Regions from separate parts of the Homo sapiens genome. Here region 1 is linked to region 2. Evidence: read pairs that join two places in POLR2A ChIA-PET (ENCODE). Cell type or tissue: GM12878. All regions are shown on one strand. Each heading gives the region's core, and the rest is flanking DNA. Links, peaks and the distances in the headings are about the cores only. Region 1 has its middle 22 kb from the start of KLHL6. Region 2 overlaps KLHL6 (kelch like family member 6).

Region 1 (15,815 bases), core at 4,861-12,860, 54 kb after region 2:
ATGTTTTCTTGTAGTAGTTTCAAAGTTTGAGATCTTAGACTTAAGTCTTTAATCCATTTTGATTTGATTTTCTTGTATGGCAAGATAGTAGGTAGGGGTCTAGTCTCCTTCTTCTGCATATGGATATCCAGTTTTCCCAGCACCATTTATTGAAGAGACTCTCTTTTCCCCAGTGTATGTTTTTGGCACCTTTGTCAAAAATGAGTTCACTGTAGGCGTGTGGATTTGTTTCTGGGTTCTAATAAAAGAAAGAAAATTCTGACACATACTACAATGTAAATGAACCTTAAGGAGATTATGCTAAGTGAAATAAGCCAGACACAAAAGGACAACTACTGCATAATTCCACTTATATGAGGGACCTAGAGTTCTCAGATTCATAGAGACACAAAGAATGGTGGTTGCCGGGGGCTGGGGGAAGGGGGAAATGGGTAGTTACTGTTTAATGGGTACAGAGTTTCAATTTTGCAAGATGAAAAATGTTTTGGGCTAGACTCGGTGGCTCTTGCCTGTAATCCCAGCACTTTGGGAGGCCGAGGCAGGAGGACTGCTTCACCCCAGGAGTTCCCAAGACTAGCCTATGCAACATAGTAAGACCTCGTTTCTACAAAAAAAAAAAAAAATCAGCCAGCCGGGTGCGGTGGCTCATGCCTATAATCCCAGTACTTTGGGAGGCCAAGGCGGATGGATCACCTGAGGTCAGCAGTTCTAGACCAGCCTGGCCAACATGGTAAAACTCCGTCTCTACTAAAAATACAAAAATTAGCCGGGCGTGGTGGCAGGCGCCTGTAATCTGAACCCAGGAGGCAGAGGTTGCAGTGAGCCGAGATTGTGCCATCGCACTCCAGCCTGGGGAGACAAGAGCAAGACTTTGTCTCAAAAAAAAAAAAAGAAAAAAGAAAAAAAATTCAGCCAGGTGTGATGGCTTGCACCTGTGGTCCTAACTACGGGGGAGGCTGAAGCAGGAGGATTGCTTGAGCCCAGGAGGTCAAGGCTGCAGTGAGCTGTGATGGCACCACTGCATCTATTCCAGACTGGGCAAGAGAGCAATACCCCGTCTCAAAAAACAAAAACAAAAACAAAAAAAAAGAGAGAGAGACAAAGAAAAAAATGTTTTGGAGATTGGCTGCATAATAATGTGTATGTACTCTAACACTGCTGGACCATACACTTTAAAATGTTAACATTTAAAAAAAAAGTTTAAAAAATCAGCTAAAAAAAGTACCTTTCTTTCGTTTGTTTTTTGTTGTTGTTGTTGTTTTGTTTGTTTTTTTTTTTTTTTTTTTTGAGACGGAGTCTCACAACGTCGCCCAGGCTGGAGTGCAGTGGCGCGATCTTGGCTCACTGCAAGCTCCGCCTCCCGGGTTCACGCCATTCTCCTGCCTCAGCCTCCTGAGTAACTGGGACTACAGGCGCCCGCCACCACACCCAGCTAATTTTGTATTTTTAGTACAGACAGGGTTTCACCATGTTGCTCAGGCTGGTCTCAAACTCCTGACCTCAGGTGATCCACCCATCTTGGCCTCCCAAAGTGCTGGGATTACAGGCATGAGCCACTGCGCCCAGCCACTTTTATGTTTTAAATTTAAAATGTTTGAGGGACCATATGGGGGTCACACAAAAATCCAGCATGGAGGAAGAACTAGACTTGAAAGATGCAGTCAAAAACAAGGCTCAAAATCACTCTAAAGGACTTGCCTGGCTAGGATACCACTCTCATCATCCCCCAGTGTGAGATGCTGCAGTTTGCACCACCGACCCTGCTGGTACCGGGCACTGGATGCCACTGCTACCTACACCCACTGTCATTGCTTCCTCAAGAACTCAATCTTACAACAACCTCCAATTGAGTAAATAAATCCCCCCAAGTGATGGTCACCTCTGGCTGTGCTGGTGCCATTAGAATTAATGTTGTGAACCTGATCAGCTAAGGACAAGACCAAGGTATCACACAGGGCAGGAAGTTAGGGGCCAGGGACTTCCAATCACTCTCATTCTGAAGCTGCCAATAGGCCTTTCCATCTTTAAGACACTTCATCTAGAGTAAAGAAATCTGTTCAAGTCTGTTTGAACTCTCAAGCTACAGAATTTTAATATATTTTTAGATGAGAGGGGGAAAATGAGGAAAATAATAGGTTAATAAAATCTGCTTTTTCACTCTACATTTCAAGGAAAGCTTTCATATATTTTCATGGGAGTATCGTCCACATTATTCAGAGATCGCTGAATTAACCAAAGTTCTTCTAGACTTAATGTCTTGGAACCTGAATATGACACAGTAGCTCTGATGTTTTATAATTCTGAAAAAAATACGTAGAAACATTTAACACATTTAAAAAAGACTTTCAGACAAGTCCCAGTTAGGGTTAACAGCACTGCTGCTCAGCATTGTAGACAGCATATATAAGAAAACGCTATTCAAAATGCCCTAAATAGCCAATATAATTTATCCATAATAAGTTTATCATTACACTAATCCTTCCAGGTACAAATATGGCAAGAGAAATTGAGGGTGGCAGGACTTAAAACTCCCTGCTCACTTCTGACTGTCCCACTGCCACTTTGCAAAGTGCTCCTTCAGCATGGTATGGGAAGGTATATTATCAGATTCAAACCGGAGACCGAAAATTTTAGCCATCACATTCTCAGAGAGATCTTTGGGATTTTGAGTGTTCAGACTTGGAGACAGAATCCTAGTGTGGGGAGAGCCAGAAGATCCATCACCTCATTTTAGGGGTCTTGGGGCCCTATTTGAGGAAGCAGGAAGGCAGACCGGTGCCCACTGGAAAGGGCGTGAACTCCAGAGTCAGACAGACCTGAATTTGAACAGCACTTGTAGCATCTACCAGAGTAGGGCCTCGGGTAATTTCCTTAAGTTTTTGGATCCTCAGTTTCTTCATCTATAAAATGGATTACTCATCTCATCACCTTGTTGTGGCTGTTAAATGAGGGCTCATTATGGAAAGTTCTTAGTACCGCACCTGACATACAGTAGTGCTAAATAAATAGCAACTATTAATAAATAACCAAAGTTTCAAACCCTAGGCAAAGAAGAACAGAGACATGAATTTCCTCCAGACATAATGAAAACCATTTTGGCTACTGACTGACTGACATGTAAATTATTTCTAACCCTCTCAAAATAACCCACTTTAACGGGAAGTCATTTCTATGTCTAAATTGGACAAAGTGCACCCCTTTCACCAGGCTGCCCCTTTCTCTGTGGGCTTCGTTCTGAGTCATCACCATGTCCAAGAAAATATGAACAAGGAGGACTTTTAAACTGGCCCCTTTCCGGAATTTGAGTTTAAGCAATATTTATCAAATGTCAAGCATGTGCCAGCCACGGTGCTAGACACAAGGAGATATAGAAGTGAATAGCTCTGCCCTCAAGGAGCGTCCAGCCTCATACGGCCAACCTGTGGACAGAAAAACTCCCATAGAATGTGGAACATGCAGGCTACTAGGAGAAAATAAAAAGTCCTAAATTGTATGGACCCTTTTAGACCCAATCTTTTTTTTTTTTTTTTTAGATGGAGTTTTGCTCTTGTAAGGCTGGAGTGCAATGGTGTAGTCTTGGCTCACTGCAACCCCCATGTCCCAGGCTGAAGCAATTCTCCTGCCTCAGCCTCCTGAGTAGCTGGGATTACAGGCGTCTGCCACCATGCCCAGCTAATTTTTGTATTTTTAGTAGAGACGGGGTTTGACTATGTTGGCCAGGCTGGTCTCAAACTCTTGACCTCAAGTGATCCACCCGCCTCAGCCTCCCAAAGTGCTGGGATTACAGGCAGGAGCCACTGCGCCCAGCCTCAACCCAATCTTTAATCATATATTTTCAGCATTTTATACTAGTCTTCAACTTAGTTCTTTTTCTCAAAAATCAAACACTCAGGACGGGCACAGTGACTCATGCCTGTAATCCCAGCACTTTAGGAGGCTGAGGCGGGCAGATCACCTGAGGTCAGGAGTTCAACACCAGCCTGGCCAACATGGAGAAACCCTGTCTCTACTAAAAATACAAAATTAGGCCGGGCACGGTGGCTCATGCCCGTAATCCCAACACTTTGGGAGGCCAAGGGAGGTGGATCACGAGGTCAGGAGATCAAGACCAGCCTGGCCAACATGGTGAAACCCTGTCTCTGCTAAAAATACAAAAATTAACTGGGTGTGGTGGCGTACGCCTGTAATCCCAGCTACTTGGGAGGCTGAGGCAGGAGAATCACTTGAACCCGGAAGGTGGAGATTGCAGTGAGCTGAGATCACACCATTGCACTCCAGCCTGGCGACAGAGCAAGACTAAGTCCCAAAAAAAAAAAAAAAAAAAAAAAAAAGCGGGGAGTGGTGGTGCATGCCTGTAATCCCAGCTACTCAGGAGGCTAAGGCAGGAGAATCGCTTGAACCTGGGAGGCAGAGGTTTCTGTGAGCCGCGATCGCGCCATTGCACTCCAGCCTGGGTGACAAGAGCAAAACTCCATCTCAAAAAATAAAAATAAATAAAAAATTTTAAAAAAAAATTCAGCAAATGGGCTTATGTCTAACGTACATTCAAATGAGAAAACAAAACCCACCACTCTGAGTTTGCTTAAAACTGACCATCTTTGTCTCAATTGTGTTAAATTTATGAGTGCTACTAGTATCAAAGGAGAGCTACCTAATTCCGTCTAGAGAAGGATCTCTCTGTAACACTCCAGCGGTCCACTGTGCCTGCCGAAGGGCAGGATTGCACTCACAACTGCAGACACAATTTGCAGAGTGCTATTGAATTGGGCTGCCTGGAAGGTCCCCAGTGAAGGATGCATTGATTGACCCTCTCCTGGTAAAGCTGGTCCACAGAGGGAACCAGCAACCTTTCCCAGGACAATCCTAGTATTATAAATTGTATCCTGCTGGGTGTGGTGGCTCACACCTGTAATCCCAGCACTTTGGGAGGCCAAGGCAGGAGGATCACTTGAGCCCAGGAGTTGGAGACCAGCCTGAGCAACAAAGCGAGTCTCCATTTCTACAAAAAATAAAAATATTAGTCAGGCCCAGTGGCAGGCACCTGTAGTCCTAGCTACTCAGGAGGCTGAGGTGACAGCATCCCTTGAGCCCATGAGTTTGAGGTAGCAGTGAGCTATGATCACGCCACTGAGTGCCATCCTTGGTGTCAAAATGAGACCCCATCTCTAAAAATAAAAAAAAAGTTGTGTTCTTTTTCCCCAGAGATACACTGCTATTTATCACTCCTATGAGAATTAGTATAGTGCAATGGCTAAGAGAAGGTACTCGGAGTCAGACTGCCTGCCTGAGTTTGAATCTCATCTTTATCATTTACTAGTTGTGTGATCTTGGACAAGTTATTAAACTTCATGTGTCTCAGTTTTCTCATTTGTAAGATAAGATTGATGGTAATAGTACCTAGCTCATAGGGCTGACAAACTCTTCAATTCAACATTTACTTTTTTTCCTTTATAATATACACTTGGCAGATTTAAGTCCAATGGGCTTAAATTGAGGATAGGATAGTCACAACGTCAAGCCCGCTTAATTGTTTCCATCTTTGTCTTACTTACATTAAACCTGACATCTATAGCCCAGTGGTACAGTCCTCAAATTGGGTCCTGAGAGGAGCATCACCTGAGAACTTGTTAAAAATGCAAATTCTCGGGCAGGCCCTACTCCAGCCCCACTGAATCAGAAACTCTGGGGATGAAACCCAGAAACTCAGGTTTTAAGAAACCATCCAGGCCGGGCGCGGTGGCTCATGCCTGTAATCCCAGCACTTTGGGAAGCCAAGGCGGGCAGATCACCTGAGGTCGGGAGTTCGAGACCAGCCTGGCCAACATGGTGAAACCCCATCTCTACTAAAAATACGAAAATTAGCCGGGCATGGTGGCAGGCGCCTGTAATCCCAGCTACTAGGGAGGCTGAAGCGGGAGAATTGCTTGAACCTGGGAGGCAGAGGTTGGCGTGAGCTGAGATCATGCCACTGCGCTCCAGCCTGGGCAACAGAGGGAAACTCCATCTCAAAAAAATAAATAAATAAAAAGAAAGAAAAGAAAGAAACCATCCAGGTGATTGTAATGCTCACTTAAGTTTGAGAACCACTGGCTTAACGTTTAAGATGAAGGGCCCTGGAACTAGCCTGCGTAGATTTAAAGCCAAGCTCTGCCACTTTCTCGCTGTGTAAACTTGGGCAAGTTGCCTAACCACTGTATCCTTTAGTTTCCTATCTGTAAAATAATAATAATAACAATGACAAATTTTTTTAAATTACAATAGATAAATAGATATAAGCAACTTCTTAGGATTATTGTTAGATTCTTAGGATTATTCTTAGAATGAAGTGAATTGGATAAATGCTTTATGTCAGGGTCCAGTTAGGAGATGGAAAACAGATGAGTTGTTTTAACAGTGAGAATTTAACACAGAGAATGCTTAGCTAGGTAATAAAGAATGAACGATGTAACTGAAAAAGCAAAAAGAGAACAATAAGCTATCACAGAGGTAAAAACTGCAGGAAGCAGCTTGTAGGGCTGAGAGAACAAAGGGAAGAGGTTGCCGTTATTAAGACTTAGAAGCTCAGAGGGGAGTCCCATGGGACTGAGACACAGACTTCTGAGGATGAGGTACCGGCTGGCTGTCAGCCATCTCTTCAGAGATGCAATGAGGCTGGCTTTGCCAATTGGAAAAACTGCAAGCTGGATTGAACTGCTTCTGCTAGACTGAAGAAGCAGCATTGCTGGATGATAGTGACAGGCACAGGAAGTCAACCAGAAATAAATGGAAAGCCAACGGGAAAACGTCCCTTCTTTCTCATCCAGTCCTGCAACCTCCCTCTAATGGTCCTTTATTAATAGAGCCTAACAGGAAGAAGGGGACAAAGGAAAAATGCAGTTTGCAGAGTTCCAGCCCCTGCATCACACAGCCAAATATAGAAGAGTGGGAGACAAGTTTGAAGCTGAGGGACAAGAGTTTCATCGCTGACACAGTGCTCAATAATTGTTAGTTATTCTAATAATCACTAGTATCAGAATTTTATTTCCATTACACACATTTTTATAATATAATGAGGGCAAGGTACAGTCAATTATTTAAATAATTGAACACACATACAGGATCACTGCTAAAGCTGAACTAATGGCTGGCAGGCTGGAACAAAACCATGTGGCAGGTCATTTGTCCACTGATACACAGCAATGTATCGGTGGCCTTCGAAATTAACCTATGAAAAGCCACCATGTAATATGCATGTGTGATATGTACGGGGTATAAGAAAACTTAAAATTTGCAAATCAAGGAATCAGCGAGTAGTACCTCTATTTTATAGCTCAGGAAATGAGGGAGAGATTGTTCACCCAAGTCATGCAGCCAGTAAGTGGCAGAGCAGGGATTTGAGCTGAGGTCTGATTCCCTGTGCCTCTCTCTATTTCCTCTCTGTTGAATGAAGATGAGTAGCTATCCCACAGAGCTATTAGGAGGACTAAAGAAGTTAATGCATGTAATGGGTTTGGCACATAGCCTGGCATATTATAGAGAGTTCAACAAATGTTGGCCATTGTTAGAATTCCAAGCCTGGAGTTGTTTCTATCATACCAGGCTATCCCATACATGCGTTCATTGTCAAAACTTTACAGCATTTGCAGGATCGAACTGCAAAGAAGAAGAGAGATGAAGTTGGAAAAAAATGCCTTTAAAAATTCTTTTAATCGTAATCTATTTGCTACCAAATCTTTCTGAGGGCAATCATTCATTGTGGACTCTCAATTATAGACAAATACTTATTGAGTACCAGCCATATATACAGTAATTGCTGGAGACGTAACACTGAGACGGTCACAGCCCCACCTTCAAGCGTCTCATCGTCTCTTTGGGGACTTAGGCGGCAGAGATGATGCAGAGTGAGGGCTGTGATGGAGGGCATACTGGATGCTCCGGGAGCCTGTAACAGGGGAACCTGACCTAGACTCGAGGAAGCCAGAGAAAGCTTTCATGGAGGAAGTTACATCTAAGTTGAAAGCTGAAAGACATAGGAGAGTGTTAAGCATTCTAAACAAAGGGACCAACGTGAAAAAAAGAAAATGCTTAGAGGGAAGAGGGAGCAAGAGGCATTCAGAGATCTAAAGGAAGCTGATTGTGGCATGGAGGTTGGGGTGGCCAACAGGTAAAACTGGAGAGGTCCCAGAGCCTGTTCCTGAAGGAATATGTGAGCCACAGGACCCTGGGCATGAACTGGAGGGCAGTGTAGGACGCTGGTCTTTAAGAAAGCCAGTGACAATCAGATGTACACTTAAGATCTACCCTGGCTATGGTGTGGAGGATGGCTTGAAGTGAGGTAAGACAAGAGGTGAGGAAATCAGAAAGCTGCTTCCTGCTGCCCACAGATGAGAGAAGACAGAGCTCTGAAATAGGGAAGGGGCTGAGGGGATGGAGGAAAGTGAATGGATTCAAGAAATATTTAAAAGGTAGAGCTGATGGGATTCGGTAAATGATGCAACCTGGGGAGCAAGGGACAAGGTAGGAAAAAACGGAGAAATCAAGGAAAACATCCAAGTTTCTACTTTGGGCATTGGACAGATGGTGATATCCTTTACTGAAGGTGCAGGAGGCAGAGCAAGTTTGAGGAAGGAGATGATGGGTTTACATTTAGACAAGTTGAGTCTGAAGTATACAAGGGTCATCTCGATGATGAAGAACTGTAGGTAACTGGATTCTCTCTAAGCCATCACATGTCTCAGTATCCCACTTCAACTGGTGACCACGGTCCTCCTCTCTAAGCCGCAGAGCTCTCCATAAACCAACCAAGAAGTGCTTTGAGTACCACCTGTTGTCTAGATATTATTAGCCTCTCATTTTAATAACTAATAATTTTAAATTTGCTCTTCTCCAAAATTCATCCTAAGTGAGAACAGGATGTGGGTACACCCAACAGATAATTAGGTATGTACTCTCACTCGATTTAAAGAGAAACGATTGTGGCTTTTCTAATTCAATTAGGTTTTTGTTTCTTTCTTTCTTTTTTGAGATGGAGTCTTGCTCTGTCGCCAGGCTGGAGTGCAGTGGCGCGATCTCGGCTCACTGCAACCTCCGTCTCGTGGGTTCAAATGATTCTCCTGCCTCAGCCTCTTGAGTAGCTAGGACTACAGGTGCCTGCCACCATGCCCAGCAAATTTTTGTGTTTTTAGTAGAGAGGAGGTTTCACCATGTTGGCCAGGATGGTCTCAAACTCTTGACCTCGTGATCCGCCACCACGCCCAGCTAATTTTTGTATTTTTAGTAGAGGCAGAGTGTCACCATGTTGGCCAGACTGGCCTCGGACTGCTGACCCCAGGTCATCCGCCCACTTCAGCTTCCCAAAGGCATAATATATTTTTATCTTTGAAAATGCAATACATTGATAAGGTAAACCCATGTTAATTCAGAAACGTACGGAAATTTGCTCTCCAAAGTTAAATAACATCTGCTAAAGTATTTCAGTTTTCTCAGAGCCACTGAGAACTGATCAATCTCGAGGGATCCATGTGAAGGTACATCCAAGTTTTCCTTGGCCTCTCTCTATGTGGGTACCTGCTTAGGGGCTTCCCACCCCCATTACCATGTCAGGATGGCCAAAGGGGGACAATGATGCCTACCCTCATGTGGCATCATTTACTAAGGTCCTTCAATTGCCTGCTTAGATGCCACCCTTGGGCAAATTTGGGGAAGGTACCTCCAGGTGGATGTGTTAGAAAAAGGCACCCCTGGCCAGGCGCGGTGGCTCATGCCTGTAATCCCAGCACTTTGGGAGGCTGAGGCGGGCGGATCACAAGGTCAGGAGCTCAAGATCAGCCTGACCAACATGGTGAAACCCCGTCTCTTCTAAAAATACAAAAATTAGCCCGGTATGGTGGCTCGTGCCTGTAATCCCAGCTACTCAGGAAGCTGAGGCAGGAGAATCGCTTGAACCCAGGAGGTGGAGGTTGCAGTAAGCCGAGATCACACCATTGCACTCCAGCCTGGGCGACAGAGCAAGACTCCATCTCAGAAAAAAAAGAAAAAGAAAAAGAAAACGAAAACGGCAACCCTTCCTCCCCCGCAGATGCAGCCTCCCTCAAGGGTACACAGCTCAGTGGACCGATTTTAATTCCAGTCCGCCCCCTCAGCATACTCCCACAGGGGGGCCCTGCCACCCACTCCGTGGCCCACTCATTGGGTGCAAAATCCATCCATGCAGTTACATTACAGGTCTTGTAAATTAACACTCATCACTAGGGAAACCAGTTTTCTGGGAAATTAATAAGCTGTATGGAAATCATTTCCTAAGATTCCGGCGGCAGCCACAGAAACTTAAGCATGATTCAAACTCCTCAAATCTCTTCCAAGATTGCAACTTATTTCCTCCAAATAACTCTGTAACTCTTCAAAACCTGTGACTTCACCAAGCTCTCGGCAGTACAGAAATGGAAAATGAGCAGTCTCCAGTCGTGCGGTTTGAAACTAAGGCGCTGCGCCTCCCTGGATAAGTATCAAGGTCAGTGTTCCGACAACTTGCCAAAGTTCTATCACTCAGGAAGTGCAGTCTACTGGCCTTTGAGTGCCTCAGAGCTTAAGTTCCCAATAAGTCACTTTTCTCAAGAAGCAGGTCAACAAATCCCCTCATCCTAGTCACTCACTATCTTAAAATAAGCTAATCTCTATATCCTTTGACTTCAACTACCTCCATATGTCCATAAACTGGTAATGGTTCAGAGTTCAGGCATAAGGAAAATGCAGAATCTTAAGCATTTCCTCCAACACATCATTCAATAAACCTGACTTGAAATGTGGCCTGGTGTCAGCTGGAGTAGCTCTGCTCCTTTAAGGTCTAGATAAAACAGGTTGCAATCCCATTCCTGTGTCCTGTGGAAAGTCCAGGACTCTCCCTGAGATTTCTGCAAATGGGGCAGGGCAGGGAGGACTGTGCACACAGCTCCTGCAGCTCTCAGTCCCAGCCTCCTCTGCATTGAGGGTCTCCATTCTGTCCCCACGGTTGTTCCTTTATCTAGGCGCTGGTGTTATTTCAGCAGGACCAGCCCTTTCACTTGCAGGTTGCTGCTGTGAGGAGAACGAGGGAGCTGCCCCGCACCAGCTCAGACACTCCTCAGACGACTCATTCTCAAAAGTCCCTTTGCAGCTGGACGTGGTGGCTCACACCTGTAATCCCAGCACTTTGGGAGGCCGAGGCAGACAGATCACAAGGTCAGGAGTTCGAGACTAGCCTGACCAACATAGTGAAACCCCGTCTCTACTAAAAATACAAAAATTAGCTGGGCATAGTGGTGTGTGCCTGTAATCCCAACTACTCAGGAGGCTGAGGCAGGAGAATTGCTTGAACCGGGGAGGTGGAAGTTGCAGTGATCTGAGATCGTGCTACTGCACTCCAGCCTGGGTGACAGAGCAAGACTCCGTCTCAAAAAAAAAAAAAAAAAAGTCCCTTTGCAAAAACATCCAGAACTAGACATATCTCACTACCCATACCCTACCCAGGACACCCTGGCCCTGCTTGTGTCTCTCCCTCCTTCTCCTTTCCCATCTTTTCAGTCACCACCAACCCCCAAGTGCAAATTTGCCTTAGGATTTCAGATGAGCCATTCAGCTCCTCCTCCCCAAGTTACCCAGGCTGGCCTTCAAGCAAACCCTTCAAGGAACAAATGGGCTATTTATTCATTGAGCAGAGGCCTTGACTTCATAGCTGTTTTTCTCTAATGTTCATCCTCCTGAAAGACAGCTGCCATTTCAAAGAGCCATTGACTCTTTGCTTTTGCTTTTCTGATGATGATACAATGAAAATCAAGCACAATGACTTTCTTCGTCATCTTCCATAAACAGTGGAAACTGTCCCCCCGCCCAACCTTTCTATTGCAGGTGCCTGGCCTATGGTAAGTGCACTCAGCTTTTCCAAGCTTAGAATAAACTGCTGAAATTACAAATTGGCAGGTGGTTTGGCCCTACTGGTTTATAGTGCTAGCTACTTAGGTTTAAAAATGGAAAGGGGGCCAGGTGTGGTGGCTCCTGCCTGTAATCCCAACACTTTGGGAGGCCGAGGTGGGTTGCAGTGAGCTGAGATTGAGCCACTGCATTCACTCCAGCCTCGGCAATAGAGTGAGACTCCATCTCAAAATAAAAAAAAAAAAAAATTATATATATATATATATATATATACATATATATACATAAGCAGAAAGGGTTTTAGTTTAAAATCCTGGTCAGACCAGGTCACAGCCCAAGGTCTGGCAGGCCCCATTTGGTTGACAAGCTCTGTATCAGCCTGTCTCAGGAGTGCTGCTGCCTGGACATTGGGCAGCTTACAAACAGGGCAAGTGGCTGGCTTTGTTTACCCTCATGTCATTTTTGGCTGGACAGTCATTTTGCTCTTTCCTCTGATCCTTCTCTGCCCTCCCTCCCCACACATCGAAAGCCAAAAGGGAGCAGATTCTAATTTTCTACATTCTCTGAAAAAATCAAACACTCACTTTCCATGTGTGTATGTATATATACACATTCATACACATATATGCACATATGTATATGTATGCATACATATGTATGTTTGTGCATATACATACGTTCATAGACTCCTAGAGTTCATCATAGTAATATTCAACCTTGGACAGCATGTTAAAATCACCTGAAGACAGTTTTTTTGTTGTTTTTTTGTTTTTTGAGATGGAGTCTCCCTCTTGTCACCCAGGCTGGAGTGCAATGGCGCGATCTTAGCCCACTGCAAGCTCTGCCTCCCGGGTTCAAGTGATTCTCCTGCCTCAGCTCCCCGAGTAGCTGGGATTACAGGTGCGCACCATCACGCCCAGCAAATTTGTGTGTTTTTAGCAGAGACTGCTAGTCTCTGCAGTGATTACAGAGTGCTAGTCAAGTCTGACCAGTAGCAACATAACAGCATCATCTGGGATGCAGAGTCTCAGGCCACATCCCAGACCTACTGAATCAGAATCTGCATTTTAACAGAGCCCAGTAATTCGTGTGCATGTTACAACTTGAGAAGCCCCGATCTAGTCAAGCTTTCATTTGGCAGATGAGGCCCAGAGAGGCTGAGTGATTTCAGGGGTCATGCTGTTAACTGGAGACTCAGATAGGACTGGAGCCCAGATCTCTTTACTGCTATTTCCATCACATTATCATTGTTCAGATTTAGCCAATGGTTAGATATTCCTCAAAAGTTTGTCATCTTTCTCAAGTTTATCACAGCTCTCTATGATTTCCTCTGTTCACACACACAAAAAATCACATTTAAAAAACATTTAAGGTTTTATTTTCTGCTGGTAGAGGACAAAATGATTAGATGGCATGACAAAAAAAAATTGAGAAAGGCATCACGGATAGATATAAAGAAAAGATGGAAGACATTTAGCAAAATGATTGCCACCTAATTTGTGGATCAGGAGACTGCAGGGCCATAGCTGATCTTGATAAAGAGGACAAAGTCTGCCTGCAATCTAGCAAGTGTGCCTCTTGTGACAGCCCAGAACTCAGCATGGGTGAGACACCAAAGTCTTCATCTTGGACCTGAGGAGATCTAAAAAGTGGGGCAGGTTATTTATAGGCTTGCAAGTTTCATAGATACGTTTGGTGTGAGAATAGTCCACATTTCATTATCACACATCATGGAAATGAAAAAAAAAATCCTATAGATCCATAGAAGACAAAGTTTTGCAGTCAGGGAGGCAGACTATGTCAGGAATTCGATCAATCCTACACTTCCCCAACCCTAGGAAACTGAGGGAAGCCCCTCCCACCAGGTTCCAGGCTCAGCCTTCCAGCTGCGCACCCTGTGCAGCTACTTTAAGCCCTCACACCCACCTCCAGAGTCACACCAGCCCCACAGGGAAGGAAACCCCCTCACAGATTTGCTATCCACAGCCTTCATTTGAAACAGCCTCTTTGGCCATTCCTCACACTTTCTTTCATTCTGTTTACGCTGCTTGTTTTGGGGGGTGATTTTGGCTCTCCACCCTGGCCACATGGCCTCAGGCTGCTTCAAGCAAACAGCCCTCCCCCATCTGACCTGACTGTGATCCTTGTACCCTGGCTCCACTCCTGTAAGTAGAACTATCTCCAGTCCTGAGAGTGGCATCAGGCCACCTACCATCAGTCCCAGGCCCAGGGGCACTCCTTCCTGAGTCCCTTGTCCCACCTTCTTAACACCATGGAAGCACCTTCCCAGCATTACTGTACCCATAAGGCTGCTGAAAGAAGAGGCCTCAGCCTTGGAGACCGAGAGCTGACTGATGCCATAGGGCTGACCCCAGTCGCTCCCTGCCCTGAAGCCTTTGCTGGGGTATTTTTCTGGCATATTAATGCAGTTTGTAATGTCCCAGCTGTGGCTCTGAGAAGAGGCGGAATGAATGGTGTTTTTGGTTTGCTGCCAGACGAGGGTGATCCGCATCCAAGGACACGTTCCTTATGTGATAAACACTGCTCCTCTGGCCATCTCTGGCAATAGTGAGCTCAAATAGCAGAAAACTCGTCTGTGAATGGCAAGGATTGCTGAAAAGTAACTCTCTGCCACTCCAAGGGGATATGCTATCAGGGAAAATACCCCTCTGCAAAGACATGCAGAATCTATGTTCCAGCCCCTTGGAGGCCTGCTCTCAGGAAGCCAGCTGGAAGCCAGGCCCAGACTGGGGCTGCACCAGAGAAGGAGGCAGCAGCTGTTACCAGATAATTAAAGTTAGGCCAAGTACAGATGAGTTCAGGAGGCTGATGTGAGAGTCAGGGTCAGGCAGGACATGAATCAGCTCAGGCCTGTAAAAAACCATTAGCTGTCAACAAAGGACAGGAACAGCCTATCTAAGCACTGTTCAAAGGTAAGAAAACTCTTAACTGTAGGGACATAACGAGTCTTCCTTCACAGAGCACCAACACCAGATCCTCTCTCTCACTCCCAATTGGCTTCGACTGGAGTCTGTTTTGGAGATACTGAGGAATCCCTGTGTCTCTTGTTATCAGATAATTTAACTAACAGGAAGCTCTTTTTCCTAGCTTGTGACATGATGAATGGATCAATGGGTGACTTCGTGAATAAGAGAGGGAAGTAGAAACAGGTGTACTCTATGGATAGAACCAATAGCAAAGATTTTGTTTAAGGACAGTTGGACTTATCAAACTGTCTCTAGAACCATACTGACAGTGAGTTTCAGGAATGCCCCAGTGAAGCTAGGGGTACAATCTTCATAGACTTCATGGACCAAGGGCAACAGTCATAACAACAGCAATCAGTTAGAGAGTTGAGAGTTAAACAGTTAGAGAGTTGCTGCTATGGTCAAGAATTGTGTTACATGCTGTATTAGGATTCTTGCTGCTGAGTAAAAAAACCCAGCTCAAATGGACACATTGGATATCAACCTTTACCAAAATTCATTTGAAAATAAACTTTTTGTTTTAAAATATTTGGTTTCTCTACAAGGCTCAAATCCTCTAAGGTTTATAGAGATAGGAGGAGAAAGGTAAGACAGACTTTGCATTTTATCATGCCTATAAAGTGTTTTAGCATGCTGAGTTGTAAGCCAAAAATCTACCACCATAACGATCATACCACTATTTGTTGGGTCCTTTCCATGTATCAAACCACTGAACCCAAACAACTTTGCAAAGGGTAATTTTGTCATAGACGAAGATTACGGTTCAGAGAGGTTAAGCAAATTTCCCAAGATCATTAAGCCATACGTGACAGAGATGGAATTTGAGCCCAGGTGTCTCTGACCCCCAAAGCCCATGTGTTTTCCACCATAGCGTGTTGGTCAAATAGTCATTGGCGTCTATTGCTATTTGCAGTTTGAATTTGGTTGTGAGGAGGGGATGGG
Region 2 (15,815 bases), core at 5,220-13,219:
AGTCTGAAGAGGCTTTATGAGGACAGAGGCAGGTGGGGGATCTCCAAGTTGCCTAAGTTCCTCCAAAATATACTTCAATAAACACTTTTAGTGTGAGGGGTGTAGGGCAACATCACATGATCCCAACCAATGGCTGGGAAACTGATGATGCGCAGGGCAATCATGGGAACCAGAAATGGGTTTCTTTTAAATATGCTTTTGCTTCTTCACATTCAAGATTATTCAAGACTTCAAGGTAAATTTTCTGTCTCGGCCTGTCCCGATGACACATGAACTTGTTTGTCAGAGCTGAGAGATGACAGATAATGGCAAAAGACAGCCAGCTTCCTGTTTGGGGGGACATGTGAGCAAAAGGTTGCAGCCAGCCACCTGACTCTCAAATGAGGAGACTAAAAATACAATCAAAGAAACCACTTGAGACGTGGCTGCAGTTCCCACAAGAAGTGTCTGCCTCCAAGAGAAAGCACTGCCTGTTCCTCATCTCCACTGCCCCTCCTCTGCTTCCCCATGACGTTCTCCAAAATCTGAGGTCCTAGGGGACTTCACCCATGTGACTCCATGTCTCCCTCAAGGTGCCTTCAAATCCACTTCAGAATCACTGAAGTCCTATTTTAGTCCACATCAGCAATTCTGTTGATCATGGTGTCCAAGTGGCTTTGGCGTTATTGCAAAGGGTCTATAAAGACATTGATATTCTTACCTTCAGCTCCGACAAATCAGCATGTGTGAAGGTGTGATGAGATTAATAACATTTAAATTTATTTCAAAGTATTTCTGAATTCATTGTAATTTTTGTTGTTGTTTTTTGAGACAGAGTCTCATGCTGTCACCCAGGCTGGAGTGCATGGTGTGATCTCAACTCAATGCAACCTTCACCTCCCGGGTTCAAGTGATTCTTGTGCCTCAGCCTCCCGAGTAGCTGGGATTACAGGCTCGCACCACCACACCCAGCTAATTTTTATATAATATTTTTAGTAGACACAGGGTTTTGCCATGTTGGCCAGGCTGGTCTCGAACTCCTGGCTTCAAGTGATCTGCCTGCCTTGGCTTCCCAAAGTGCTGGGATTATAGGTGTGAGCCACTGTGCCCAGACAATTGTAAATTTTTTGTCAAAACTTTTCTTCTCCAGCAATAGACACTAAAAGTAAAGTTCCTCTCCTGTGAGGTCTGTGTTGGTGTTTAAAAGGGGTCTTCATGCTAAAAATTTGTGAATTACCATTGATTCTAATCTTCCATCCTCACCTCTCTTCCCCTCTCCCGGGCGATGCTCCAGCTCCGTTCCCGTGGCAGTATGTCTCACAGTCCCCCAGGAGGGGCATTCTCTGCTCCCTCTAGCCACTCCTTTCAGTCCTTGCTCTAGACTTGGCTGAGAAACCTGCTGGTTCCTGGAAGCCTCATGGAGTGGGCAGAAAAGGAAGGAACTAAGACCTGCAAAAGACCTGCTCACTAAGGCAGGGCAGGTGTTGAGGGACTGAGGCAACTGTGGAAGTGGACTGGGGAAAAGACCAGCAGTGTGGCAAGCTTACAATTGTGTTCAATCAGCAAACAGCCCCTGAGTTTCCAGAGAAGACGGTGGTGGCCCCAGCAGGCTAGCAGGGCACAACAGGCAATACATGTGACCCACATATTCAAGGGGCAAGTGGCATGGCTGGGGCTCAGTGATTCAGCCCAGCAATGAGGTAAGGACCAGGGAGAAACACTGTTGTAAAGATTAAGTAGAATGATTGCATCTCGGACATGATTGATGCTCAGGGTGTGGTTTGTGTGTGTGTGCGTAGGGCACAGGAGCAGGAATGGAAGCAGAAGACAAGTGCTGAGAAGCAGCCCCGTGAACACAGGCAGCTGCAATAGGTGGGGTGGTGGGTAGAGAAGGCTGAAACAAGTCCACTTCCAGGTTCTCTCTGCCTGGAATACTTTTCTCCCAATCCTACTGCCACCATCCTATGAGGTCCAATTCAATGTCCCCTCCTTTCTGCCCTGGGCTCTACTTGGTTTGCCCAATGGCCTGGAGGCTCATTGAGAATCTTTCAGGGATAGTGGAGGGAAGTGGATATATGGAGTTGGAAGTTCTGGGTTTACTTGAAAATTCCACCCATAGCTCCACCACTTGATGAGCTGAACACTCTCTCTCTCTCAGCTAGTTTTCTCATCTGGAAAGTGCTAAGAACATAAAACTCACCTCGCAGGCTCACACTGATGGTTCTACCTAGCCTGCTCGCCCACAGAGACATGGTCAACATCAAATGGGATATGTAGGGGACAAAATTGCTACAAAAATGTGATCTGTACTCCACATTTTTAATCTTTATATTCTCCTGACAGCTTCTCACAAAACACCTTGCACTTAGAACATGCTTAGTAATTTGTGGTAGTTAGGGAGCAGTTAAAGTCAGAATCTGGTAGCGATATGGATTTTCATTACAATTAAAAACCCCACACCCCACTTCCTGTATTTTACAACCTATAGGCAGCAACCGAGCACAGGCTTACTCAGGGAAGGGGTGATAGAGCAGGCAAAAGAAGATAATTCTTGGCTTTTGAGTTTCTAAATAGACTTTCAGAACTTAAACTAGAGAAGTGGTTTTGAAAGAAATACCAGTTAGTGGTAAGAACCTACCCCTTCCAGCCTCAAAAGCCAGAGTCCTAAAGAGTCTGGGTACAAAGTTTATACCAAAACAGGAGACGTGAGAGAACGGATGACAAAGCAAGAGTCAGCTTTTCCCACCCTGGAGGCAATAAAGATTCCCAGGCAAGGAAGAGGGACAAGAGAGAGATTGTCTAACAACAGAGTGAGAAGCAGGGGTGGGTTCCCGAGATGATGCCTTGCTTCCCATCCCAGGCCAAATCTCCAGAGTGAGGGGGATGCTAAACGTCCCTTATAGGTTGTGAATCTGAGAACAAAAGAACATGTGCCTTGATCGCCGAGCTGAAAGCAGAAAAGCAGCAGTCCGGTATGGCAGCAGCAGATGAGATGAGAGTGTATTGTTTCCAGACAAAGGGGCCCTGTGGCAGTTGCTCCACGTCCCCTGTAGCTCTGGATTTGTAAAGGAGAGGGAATGGAAGTGTCTTTTGTCTTGAGAGGGGCACAGATGTAGCTGAGAGGATTGCCAGACCTGAAGAGGCTTTGCAAACAGGACAGAGAGAATGCAAAGTGACCTGCAAGGACCAATGACCAGAATCAGGTAGGACTGGGGACTTGTTGATGTCAGTGAGAAAGGAATGAAAAATCAGAGAGAGACTGATGGGAACACAGGTGCTCCAGTGGGTGCCACATGGACCAATAATGCAAATGACCATGGTAAGCCCAGGACAGATGCCTCTTTTTTCAATGCCCTGGCACTGTATAAATGTTTCCTGGAACTATATAAGCAACCCGAATCCTGAATTGATTAAACTTTCCTGTGTCACTACCTATGATTTCTGCCACTGGTAGAATGAGAGCTCAGGATAGAAATTAAGTTCAATGATAGAAAAATAACAGGTTTGGACGACCACAGTGCTCATGCCTGTAATTCCAGCACTTTGGGAGGCTGAGGCAGGAGGATTGCTTGAGGCAAGGAGTTCAAGACCAGCCTGGGCAACAGAGAGAGACTTTGTCTCTAAAATAATAATAATAATAATAATAAAAAGCCGGGCATAGTGGTGCATGGCTATATTCCCAGCTACTTGAAAGGCCAAGGTAGGAAAATCTCTTGAGCCTGGGAGTTCAAGGCTGCAGTGAGCTATGATTGTGCCACTGCACTCCAGCCTAGGTGACACACCAAAACCCTGTCTCAAAAAAAAAAAAAAAAAAAAAACAAGAAAACAGAAAAATAATAGGTTAAATCACATTCTTTTTGGCACACTTGAGTTTGTAGCCTAAGATTCAGACCCTCTGTACTAGTTAGGACTCAAAAAGAACAATATGAAATTCAAAAGCAGGCAAAACTAACCCATGGCAACAGATGCTAGAGCAGTAATTAGCGTGGGAAAGGACTGGCTAGGGAGGCTGTGAAGGAGAGTTCTGGGATGCCAGGGCTGTTGTCAATGTTGATCTGACTGGTGGTTGCATGGTGAAATACACATGTGAAAAATCATCAAGCTGGAAGCACTTTAAGAAGTGTACATTTTACTAAATGCAAGTTATACCTAAAAATAAAAGCATAAACAATTGAGATCAAACACCGAGAAATATAAAGACAAAAGAGTTGTTAAATGGCCAGCAGCAGACTCATTCTGGGGATGCTTGCGGGTGAAGGAGGCCAGCTCCTCCACACTTGTGGGTATTTCTCATCAGGTGGGACAAGAGACTGAGAAAAGAAATAAGACACAGAGACAAAGTATAGAGAGAGAACAGTGGGCCCAGGGGACCGGCGCTCAGCATACGGAGGACCCACGCCGACACTGGTCTCTGAGTTTCCTTAGTATTTATTGATCACTATCTTTACTATCTCGGTGAGGGGGATGTGGCAGGACTATAGGGTAATGGTGGGGAGAGGGTCAGCAGGAAAACGTGTGAGCAAAGGTCTCTGTGTCATAAATAAGTTTAAGGAAAGGTGCTGTGCCTTGATGTCATGTAGGCCAGATTTATGTTTGAGTTTACACAAACATCTCAGTGTAGTAAAGAGCAATATTGCCACCAGCATGTCTCACCTCCAGCCATAAGGCGGTTTTCTCCTATCTCAGTAAATAGAATGTGCGATCGGGTTTTACACCGAGACATTCCATTTCCAGGGACGAGCAGAAGACAGATGCCTTCCTCTTATCTCAACTGCAAAGAGGCCTTCCTCTTTCATTAATCCTCCTCAGCACAGAGTGTGACCCTTTGCGGGTGTCGGGCTGGGGGACGGTCAGGTCTTTCCCTTCCCACGAGGCCATATCTCAGGCTGTCTCAGTCGGGAGAAACCTTGGACAATACCCAGGCTTTCTTGGGCAGAGGTCCCTGTGACCTTCCGCAGTGCATTCTGTCCCTGGGTACTCTCGAGACTGGAGAATGGCGATGACTTTTACCAAGCATACTGCCTGCAAACACATTTTTAACAAAGCACCTCCTGCACAGCCCTAAATCCATTAAACCTTGAGTCAACACAGCACATGTTTCTGCGGGCACAGGATTGGGGCTGGGGTTACAGATTAACAGCATCTCAAGGCAGAAGAATTTTTCGTAGTACAGAACAAAATGGAGTTTCTTATGTCTTCTTCATTCCACATATACACAGTAACAGTCTGATCTCTTTCTTTCCCCTACAGGTGGCCCCAGGCATCCAAGGTTCCCCAGAGGGTGCTGGGCCAGTCTTGCCCCCGACACACTCGCACAGAGCACTGCTGGTTCTCAGAACATTGCACTGGGCAGTCCTCCCTGAGGACACCCTCCCCGGAGGCCCTAGCTGCCTTCAGGGTGATGGCTTGTTTCAGGCGTCACTCTGAGGCATGGACAGAGCATGTGCACTGGAGAACACACAGGCTACGCACAGGACCACAGGAGTCAAATCCAGGCTCCCCTCTTACTAGCTGTGGAGACTTTAGCGTTTCCTTAACATTGCTGAATTTTATGCCCCTCATCTATACATTGAGGGTAAAAAGACCTACCTGATTTTTTTTTTTTTTTTTTTGAGATGGAGTCTCACTCTGTCGTCCAGGCTGGAGTGCAATGGTGTGATCTCAGCTCACTGCAACCTCTGCCTCCCGGGTTCAAGCGATTCTCCCACCTCAGCCTCCCAAGTAGCCGGAAGTACAGACGCCCGCCACTACACCTGGCTAATTTTTGTATTTTTAGTAGAGACAGGGGTTTCACCATGTTAGTTAGGCTGGTCTCGAACTCCTGACCTCAGGTGATCCGCCCGCCTCCACCTCCCAAAGTGCTGGGATTACAGGCGTGAGCCACCGTGCCTGGCTAGACTTACATGACTTTAAACAATGTAGTTCAGGCAAAATAGCTGCTACTGGCTGGGCACGGTGGCTCAGGCCTGTAATCCCAGCACTTTGGGAGGCCAAGCCAGGTGGATCACCTGAGGTCAGGAGTTCGAGACCAGCCTGGCCAACATGGTGAAACCCCGTCTCTAATAAAAATGCAAAAATTAGCTGGGTGTGGTGGCACATTCCTGTAATCCCAGCTACTCAGGAGGCTGAGGCAGGAGAATCGCTTGAACCCAGGAGGCAGAGGTTGCGGTGAGCCGAGATGGCGCCACTGCACTCCAGCCTGGGCAACAGAGCAAGACTCTGTCTCAAAAAAAAAGACTCTGGTGAATGCTCTGAAAAGGGCCACTGTGGCTGTCATGTGGACCCAGTAGACTAACCCTGATTGCTTAATGCTTACAGTAGCCACACAGCAACACTGGTTGACCAAATTTAAGTGTGAGAGGGAGTGCATCAAATAGTCAACAGGCTGATTTTATGTAGATGATAGCAAGGAAATAATCCAGCTGGTTTTCTTGCCTAGATTGACTGGCTTCTATGGTGTTGAATAGATATAATCTGTGAGTCTCTGTCCATGACAACAGAAATTCATGTGTGTACATAGTATATCATAGTAGGTGCCTGGCACTTCATCAGGCACCTATAAAATGAAGCAATTATTAGTATTAGCCTGTGAAATATTTCCTCCTTTCTTGGCCCACACCATTTCCAAGAGCCAGGATTGGGCTTCTTAGTGTCGCCTGGAAGGAGACCAAGTAATTTCTGTTGGAGTCTTGGGCAGTTTTTTGTTTGTTTGTTTGTTTGTTTGGTTTTTGTTTTGAGATGGAGTCTCACTCTGTCACGAGGCTGGAGTGCAGTGGTGCGATCTCGGCTCACTGTAACTTCCGCCTCCTAGGTTCAATCGATTCCCTTCTGAGTAGCTGGGACTACAGGCGCACGCCACCAGGCCCAGCTAATTTTTCTATTTTTAGTAGAGACGGGGTTTCACCATGTTGGCCAGCATGGTCTCGATCTCCTGACCCCGTGATCCGCCTGCCTCAGCCTCCCAAAGTGCTGGGATTACAGGCGTGAGCCACCGCGCCTGGCTTCTTGAGCAGTTTTTGAGAAGTCCTTACATCCAGCTAGTAATGAACAAGAGTGACACACTCATTAGTGCATTTATTCACATATTCATGTATTCCACCAATATTCATAGCATGCCCGCTATGTCCCAGGCATTGCATAAGCCAAGGAGCCAACCCAGGCCATCAAGTCAGACACTGACCACGTGGCTGTCTCATCTGCATTAGCCTCATGCGCATTCATCCTATTGTAAACAAAGGCAATCCTAGGGAAATAAGCAACACTGGACCTTCACCAATGTCTCCTCTAACTGCCACCATGTCACTGCCCCAGAGGGTTCTGTGGGAGCCCCTCCTGGGCTCTTCTCAGGCCCAGGCCAGATGACCAAGCTCCCACTCCAGCATCCCCCTTTTTCCTCACTTTGGCCACGGGACTTAGCCTGGTTTTCTTCTCCTAAGTTGCTGCTTCTAACCAACTGTTATGTACCGTAGGGATCCTTACATCCCAGACCAAATGCAGGGTGAGAATGGTCTCCCTGACCTCACATCTTCTTGCTGCCTGCAGATAAGCTCCCAATCCCTTACTCTTTCATGAGTTGGTTTTTTTTCCCATGAGTTGTTGTTTGTTTTTTTTCCATAAGTTTTTGGGGTACAGGTGGTATTTGGCTACATTTCATGAGGTGTTTTGTTTTGTTTTGTTTTAAATGGAGTTTCACTCTGTCGCCCAGGCTGGAGCGCAGTGGCGCAATCTCAGCTCACTGCAACCTCCCCCTTCCGGGTTCAAGAGATTCTCCTGCCTCAGCCTCCTGAGTAGCTGGGATTACAGGCGCCCACCACCACACCTGGCTAATTTTTTGTATGTTTAATAGAGACGGGGTTTCATCATGTTGGCCAGGCTGGTCTGGAACTCCTGACATCAGGTGATGCACCCGCCTCAGCCTCCCAAAGTGCTGAGATTACAGGTGTGAGCCACTGTGCCCGGCCTCATGAGTTTTTAATAATAAAAATGAAAGTAACAAACATGGCAAACTTCTCAAACAACATGGCAGTGCCCTGATTGAGAAATCATTCTCCTTCAAGATGGAAAAATTTTGCCAAGTCCTTACAGCCATTGTCCCAGGTCCATAGTTTGGGGCTGGCTTGCTTACCTACGACTCAGAAGCCTGAAGGTCCAGTTAAGGAAAGGGAGACCTTTGGCTTCTCTAGAGCCCCTACTGGGTGGCATTCATTTCAAAGATCCCACCGCATGTGAGAACAGGTCCCTTAGGCCTTTCCTCTTAGATGCTTCTCTTACTTTTACCTTTCCAAAAACTAGTTGGGGAAAATGTGTTTCTCCTCATGATTGGCCAATGCATTACGGCCAGATGATTGCAAAGTTCTTCTAGTGGGCAGATCAATCAGTACCTGCCACACCCAAAGTTTCCTCCTAAAAGAAACTGTCCTGTTTCATGGCATCGCTGATTGGTCTGTAAACCCAAGGCACCCACGCTGTAAACTGGCCAGCAGCTCATGACGTTGCCTGGCCTGGTAGGAAAAGCTCTTCCCAAACAGTGATAGAGCTGATTGGCTTGGTCATCGGATTGTCTCTTCCTGCACCAGGAAATTCTGGGAGAGAAGCAATTGGTGGGTAACAGGAAGACACTAAGGGCAGCTGAGTCACACCAATGGTGAAAATTAAGAAGCGTTTATTACTGGGTGGGGCGGGGAGCACTGAGATAATCTGATTCCTGTTCATTTCAGTCCCACAGAGGTGGTACTGACTTCTGCAGATGTTGTAAAAGGACCAGATAAAATGCCATCACTGGCACACTTTTCTCTACCTATAACCCTGAGTTAATTAAAATAAAGCACTGATTCATTTCATCATTCTAATCATGTATCGTATGAACATGATAAAAAAAACTTTTGGCTGGGCATGGTGGTTCACACCTGTAATCCCAGCACTTTGGGAGGCCAAGGCAGGTGGATCACAAGGTCAGGAGTTCAAGACCAGCCTGACCAACATGGTGAAACCCCGTCTCTACTAAAAATACAAAAATTAGCCAGGCATGGTGGTGCACACCTGTAATCCCAGCTACTCGGGAGTCTGAGGCAGGAGAATCACTTGAACCCGGGAGGCGGAGGTTGCAGTGAGCCGAGATTGCACCACTGCACTCCAGCCTGGGCAACAGAGTGAGACTCTCTAAAAAAAAAACACACACACACACACACACACACACTTTTAAACATGGTCTCTTACAATCCTAACCCGGGGGGGAAAATTTAGGAATACCTTAGGGAAATGTTCTCATAGCTCAATGTCAGCCCCATTTATCCAAGGCACAAACTATCCAAAGTAAAGTAAAAACCACACAACTGATGGGAAGACACGTCCATTCCTGGAAATATGCTGTACTTTGAAAACATCATCTCATCTAACTTCATAATAGCTTTCCCTGGAAGGTGGGGTGTTTATCAGCCTAATTTTACAAATGAAAAATCTGAATCTCAGAAAATTTAAGTAACTGGTCCACAGCCACATAGCAAATAAGTGACTGACCCAGGGTTTAAACCTAGGTCTGCTTGCCCGTGTTCTTTCTACTCTGCCACTCTGCCTTATAAGAGATCATTAGCAATAACTGGACATGTTTCACATCTAATGTGACCCCAACAATATCATGCTGCCATTGAGAAGAACAAGGTAGTTTCCACACGCAGACCTGCGGCAATGCCCAAAATAGAATGTGAAGTAAAACTAGTAAGATGCGAAACAGGATGTATAGTGTGCCTACGTTGTGTTAGAAAAAATGGAAGCCTGAGTGGGAGTGATATGCATATAGAGACTGCTATATGCATGGAATATGAAGAACAGCAGGACACTGCAAACAGGCAGTGTCACTGCTTCCCTTCCGGGGTTCTGAATTTGGAATGGGAGTATGTTTTATCCATTCAAAAGAATAAATAATTTTTTGCCGGGTGCGGTGGCTCATGCCTGTAATCCCAGCACTTTGGGAGGCCGAGGCGGGCGGATCACCTGAGGTCGGGAGTTCGAGACCAGCCTGGCCAACATGGGGAAACCCCCTCTCTACTAAAAATACAAAAAAAATTAGCCGGGCGTGGTGGCACATGCCTGTAATCCCAGCTACTCGGGAGGCTGAGGCAGGAGAATTGCTTGAACCCAGAAGGCAGAGGTTGCGGTGAACCAAGATTGTGCCATTGTACTCCAGCCTGGGCAACAAGAGTGAAACTCCATCTCAAATAAATAAATAAATAAATAATTTTTACAAACCACAAAGTTATTTCAACAACCTATAAACTTCTGTCCCTTATGATGCCGTGAAGCCTGAATATGACCCCAGTTTTCTCTGTCTGAGACTTCATAGCAAGTAACCCAGAGTCAACAGAAATCAGTGGGTTAAATAGATATTTGGAAGCCCACAGCAATCTTCTCTTATTTTCTTAAGAATTGACACTTATAAGGAAACTGAGTACAATCGCTTCAGAAAGAAACTTGCTAATTTCTGCCTAGAAAGTAAAAGATATTTAGGATTTTTTGAGGCAAGGGATTACCGGAATAGGGAAATCAACAACAAATAAAGCTCACTCTGTCTCTGCACCATGTCTGTCCTCTCCCACTGTTCTCATTAAAACTAACATCTCTATGGAAGTTCATCACTTGAGAGAAAATTAAAAATGAGGCAAGGGGTGGGGGGAATGGAGAAAAATAATTTATGCCAAGTGATTCTAAGTATATTAAAGTTGGCTGGGCACGATGGCTCATGCCTGTAATCCCAGCACTTTGGGAGGCTGAGGCAGATGGATCACTTGAGGTCAGGAGTTCAAGAACAACCTGGCCAATATGGTAAAACCCCATCTCTACTAAAAATACAAAAATCATCTGGGCTTGATGGCATGCACCTGTAGTCCCAGCTACTTGGGAGGCTAGGGCAGGAGAATCGCTTAAACCCGGGAGGCAGAGGTTGCAGGGGGCCAAGATGGTGCCATTGCATTCCAGCCTGGGCGTCACAGCGAGACTCTCTCTAAAAAAAAAAACAAAAACAAAAACAAACAAACCAAAAAAAAGGATATTAAAGTTGTAAACATAACAAGACTAAATGAAATTGAATAAGGATATGATCAAGCAAGGGAAAGGCTAAAAATGCACACCAAAGACAAAAGTCTTCCAGGAAATGATCAATAGCTATGACTAAGTACTAGTTTTAAACTTTTGTACATTAAAAAAGCTATATTTTAAAATGATGAGTCAAGTGACTAGCAGGAAAATATCTGAAACATACATTACAAAAGATTATAGTCTTTACTATTTAAAAAGTTTTTATAGCTCTTTTGAAAAGCCACCCAAAACTGAAAGGAGAACAGAAAACAGAAACATAAACACCACCCTCGATGAAACCAGGAGACATCAGTAACCCCAAACCACAGAAGAGCCACTGGCTCCAATTAAGCTTCTGCAAGTTGTACTTATTGTTCTTGGAGTCAGGACCCATGCCTAGGTTCTAGGCACAAAGCTCCCCTGGCTTCATCTTATTAAGGAGTCAATGCCCTATCTCACTCCCTCTGAGAAATTTTCCAAAAGAGCATCTTCTAACTTTCAAGTAAGCACAAGCCCAGCTAGGGGTGTGCGTGTGTGTGTGTGTGTTTGTGTGCGTGTGTGTGTGTGTGTCCATGTCCCAGGTACAGGCCTGGGAGCTAGACCAGGTCTGGCCTCTGGAGAATTACTGCATTCACCTGCTTCAGAGAAGAGCACTGAGCCAGTTTGTTCACACACCTGGAAGAGGTTAGCAGCCTCCAGGACCCGCTGGACATTCTGCTTGGTGATCAGCGCCTTGCTGGTGTACGTGTAGTCCAACAGAGTGTGCATGGTCTCAGCATCAACCCCTTTAATAATGATCCTTTTCTCATACTTTTCCTTTAAATCGTTGCAGAACATGGCCCTGGAAGAGAAATGTGTGAATGTGAATCGTGCCGAGACCCTTGGTTCCAGGCCTAAAGAGATCCCCTTTCAGACTCATCAGGCCCTCACAGAACAGGGGGTTTCCCAAGGTCAGGTCCTGGGCTGGTGGCTCTCTGTTCTCCAGCACCCCCTACGCATTAGACATTTCATCAGTACTTACCGAGCTGAACTGAACTGCCCTGCTCCTCCATGCCCGATTGTGATCTCCAAAGTCAGTCCCAGATCTATTTTATTGGCTTTTATTGGCTCAAAGTGCAGGAGATTCATCTGAGGGCATTGTGGAATCCCCAAGCTTCATCTTTTCTCTTCCACCCAGCACCCAAACAGGGCTTCTGACTCTCACACTAGCTCTCGTTTGGCCTGGAGCCTGGCCCCACATTCTGGCCTGGCCAGCTGAGGCCCAGATACCTGCCAGAAGTGCAAGTGGCTCCTGTAGCTGCCTCTCACCCCAGCAGCTGAACCCAATGTCCGTAGGTTCCCAGATGCAGCTGGAGCCTTGAATTCCCTCATTTCAGGACTCTGTCTCGCCTCTGGATTCTGCCTTTCCTGCTCCCTCCCCACGGCTGGACTTCCAGATATTTAGCCGCCATCTTGGCTGCAGGGGAAGAGGATAGAAAGGATGTAGGTTTTATCGTAGCATTGGATGGACCAGGATTTGAACACCAGCTCCACCAACCCAGGAGTTGGACAGGTCATTTAATCTCCATGACCTTCAGTTTTCTCATCTGAAATGGGGATTTTAATAGCTATTTTTTAAGTTTATTGTAAGGATTAGGACCCAAAGGACTATAAATCATTCTACCATACACATGCACGTGTATGTTCATTGCAGCACTATTCGCAATAGCAAAGACATAGAATCAACCCAAATGCCCACCAGTGATAGACTGGATAAAGAAAATGTGGTACATAAACACCATGGAATACTACGCAGCCATAAAAAAGAACGAGATCGTATCCTTTGCAGGGACATGGAAGGAGCTGGGGGCCATTATCCTTAGCAAACTAACACAAGAACAGAAAACCAAATATCTCATGTTCTTACTTATAAGTGGAAGCTAAATGATGAGAACACATGGACACATAGAGGGGAACAACACACACTGAGGCCTACCGGAGGGTAGAGGGTGGGAAGAGGGAGAGGATCAGGAAAAATAACTAATGAGTACTAGGCTTAACACTTGGGTGATTAAATAATCTGTACAACAACTCCCCATGACATAAGTTTACCTATATAACAAACCTAAATACCCCTGAACTTAAAATAAAAGTTTAAAAAAGAGAGATATAGAGATTTTTTTTTTTTTACCCCATGCCAGGCCCCATGCCAAGCCCATAAGAATTTATCATGCTTCTTGGACTTTGACATTTAAACTGTTGGTCCTTCCCAGGGAATGTGTGAGCAATTTTATTTATTTTTAAAATGCATGTAACTGAACCATGCTCTGAAAACATTTCTGGAATTTTGGAAACTTATATGGTACCTAAAATATAGCAAGAATGCATGAATTAAAAGTAGGTGGGGGACCGGGGGTGGGGGCTTATGCTTGTAATCCCAGCACTTTGGAAGGCCAAGGCGGGTGCATCACTTGAGGTCAAGACCAGTCTGGCCAACATGGTGAAACTCCATCTCTACAACAATACAAAAACTAGCCAGTCATGTCTAATCTCTTGAACCCAGGAGGCAGAGGTTGCAGTGAGCTGAGATTGTGCCACTGCACTCCAGTTTGGGCAACAGGGCAAGACCCCATCTCAAAAAAAAAAGAAAGAAAGAAAGGAAACTCTAACCCCGCAGTGTGACTCTATTTGGAAATAGGGGTTTTAGGAGGTAATTAAGAAAAATGAGGTCATAGGGCTGAGGTCCTAATCGGATAGGATTGATGTTCTTATAAGAAGAGGAACAGAGACCAGAATTCTCTTGCACGTGCTGCCCCGTGTGAGGACTCAGCGAGAAGGTGGCCATCTGCAAGCCAGGAAGGGGACTTCACCAGAACCCACCCATGCTAGCACTCCAATCTCGGACTTTCAGGATCCAGAACTGTGAGAAAATACATGTATGTTGGTTAATCCATCCAGTCGATGGTGTTTTGTTATGGCAACCCAAGCTGAATAAGGCACATTTTGGTACTGAGAAGTGGGGCGCTGCTGTCACAAATACTGAAAAAATGTGAAAACAGCTTTGGAACTGAGTCATGAGTGGAGGTTAGAGGAGTTTTGAGGTAAAAGCTAGAAAAAGTCTAGATTGCCACAAATAGGATGTTGGCAGAAATATGGGCATTAAAGATCATTCTGGTGAAGTCTCCAATGGAAATGAGGAACACGTATTGGAAACTGGAGGGAAAGTGATCCTTGTTATAAAGTGGCAAAGAAAGGACTAAACTGTGTTCTGCTGTTTTGCAAGAGGTGGAACTTGCAAACAATGAAATTGGATATTTAGCTGCGGATACGTCTGAGCAAAGCATGGAAGAAGCAGCTTTGTTCCTCCTACTGCATGTAGTAAAATGCAAGGGGAGAGGGGTGAATTAGAAAAAGAATGTTTAGGCAAAAGGGAACCAAAAATTAAAGAGTTGGAAAATTCTCAGCCTACCCATTCTGAGAAAAATGAGGGAGCATGTTCTGAAGAGAACGCCAAAAATGTGGCTGGACTATCATTTAATAAAATGCTTATGGAATTATAGGAACAGAAAGAAACACTGCCAGTTTGAACTGAAGGGGAAGAGACAAGACAATTGAAGGAAGGCTGTCAGACTTCTTGGATTTGACGGTAAAAAACAATGAGGTACTCAGCTGTGAACATGCATTTTTTTTTTTTTTTTTTTGAGACAGAGTCTCACTCTGTCACCTAGGCTGGAGTACAGTGGTGCCATCTCGGCTCACTGCAACCTCTGCCTCCCAAGTTCAAGTGATTCTCCTGCCTTAGCCTCTGGAGTAGCTGGGATTATAGGCACTCGCCACCACGCCTGGCTAATTTTTGTATTTTTAGTAGAGATGGGGGGTTTCGCCATGTTGGCCAGGCTGGTCTCAAACTCCTGACGTCAGGTGATCCACCTACCTCGGCCTCCCAAAGTACTGGGATTACAGGCGTGAGACACTGCACCCAGCCCTCACTATTCTTCCAGAAGAGGGAAAAATTACCCTAAGGGTGATTCAGAGATAATCAGGACCACTGCCTCGGTTCAAGAAGCCAGACAGCCTCCATCAGACACCTGGGAGTCGGGGGAGGGGTTGTTGGGAGGACTCACACCTCCAGCCATGGAGGTGACACTGCCACCTCAGTGGGCCAGAAGGGAAGACAATCAAACCAAAAAGGATTATTCTGAAGCCTTGAAATCTAATGGAATTTATCTCACTAGATTTTGGACTTTCTTGGGACACATCACTTCTTCCTTCTTTCTGTTCTTTTTTTGTCTGTGTTTTTTTTTTTTTTTTTTTTTTTTGAGATGGAGTCTCACTCTGTCTCCCAGGCTGGAGTGCAGTGGCACAATCTTGGCTCACTGCAAACTCCACCTCCCGGGTTCACGCCATTCTCCTCCAGCCTCCCAAGTAGCTGGAACTACAGGCTCCTGCCACCACGCCTGGCTAATTTTTTGTATTTTTAGTAGAGACGGGGTTTCACCATGTTAGCCAGGATGGTCTCAATCTCCTGACCTTGTGATCTGCCCGCCTCTGCCTCCCAAAGTGCTGGGATTACAGGCGTGAGCCACCGTGCCCAGCCCCATCTTTCATATTTCTCCCTTTTGGAATGGGAATGTCTATCCCACACTTGTCCCATTATTGTATTTTGGAAGCATACATCTTGTCTTGTTCCACAGGTTCACAGCTGGTGAGGAATTTTGCTTTAGGATGAATTATACATAAAGTCTCACCCATATGTGATTTAGATGATATTCAGACCATAATCTGGA

Evidence for each region. ChIA-PET counts read pairs that join two places held together with the same protein. Peaks named below come from ENCODE experiments on the same cell type or tissue, not always from the same donor. Only the 100,000 strongest peaks of a DNase experiment are listed, where the experiment ranks them.
Region 1: POLR2A ChIA-PET joins it to region 2 with 10 read pairs; 8 of 35 experiments call an interaction of 5 or more read pairs at or near these places.

The regions. Positions count from the first base shown.
Region 1 is chr3:183,570,070-183,585,884 of GRCh38, forward strand. No RefSeq gene overlaps it. Among named protein-coding and RNA genes, the nearest start is that of KLHL6, 22 kb to the left of the region's middle. RefSeq lists an enhancer at 9,932-10,181 and a silencer at 10,852-11,146. In GM12878, for the core only: no CTCF peak of the experiment used is centred there; a DNase peak (open chromatin) is centred at 8,801; H3K4me3 peaks cover 627 bases.
Region 2 is chr3:183,516,121-183,531,935 of GRCh38, forward strand. It overlaps KLHL6 (kelch like family member 6), which reads right to left. Exons shown (of 7, transcript NM_130446.4): 2 at 11,725-11,890. Among named protein-coding and RNA genes, the nearest start is that of KLHL6-AS1, 25 kb to the right of the region's middle. RefSeq lists enhancers at 210-489, 2,496-2,996. In GM12878, for the core only: no CTCF peak of the experiment used is centred there; DNase peaks (open chromatin) are centred at 9,641 and 11,371; H3K4me3 peaks cover 627 bases; H3K27ac peaks cover 3,158 bases.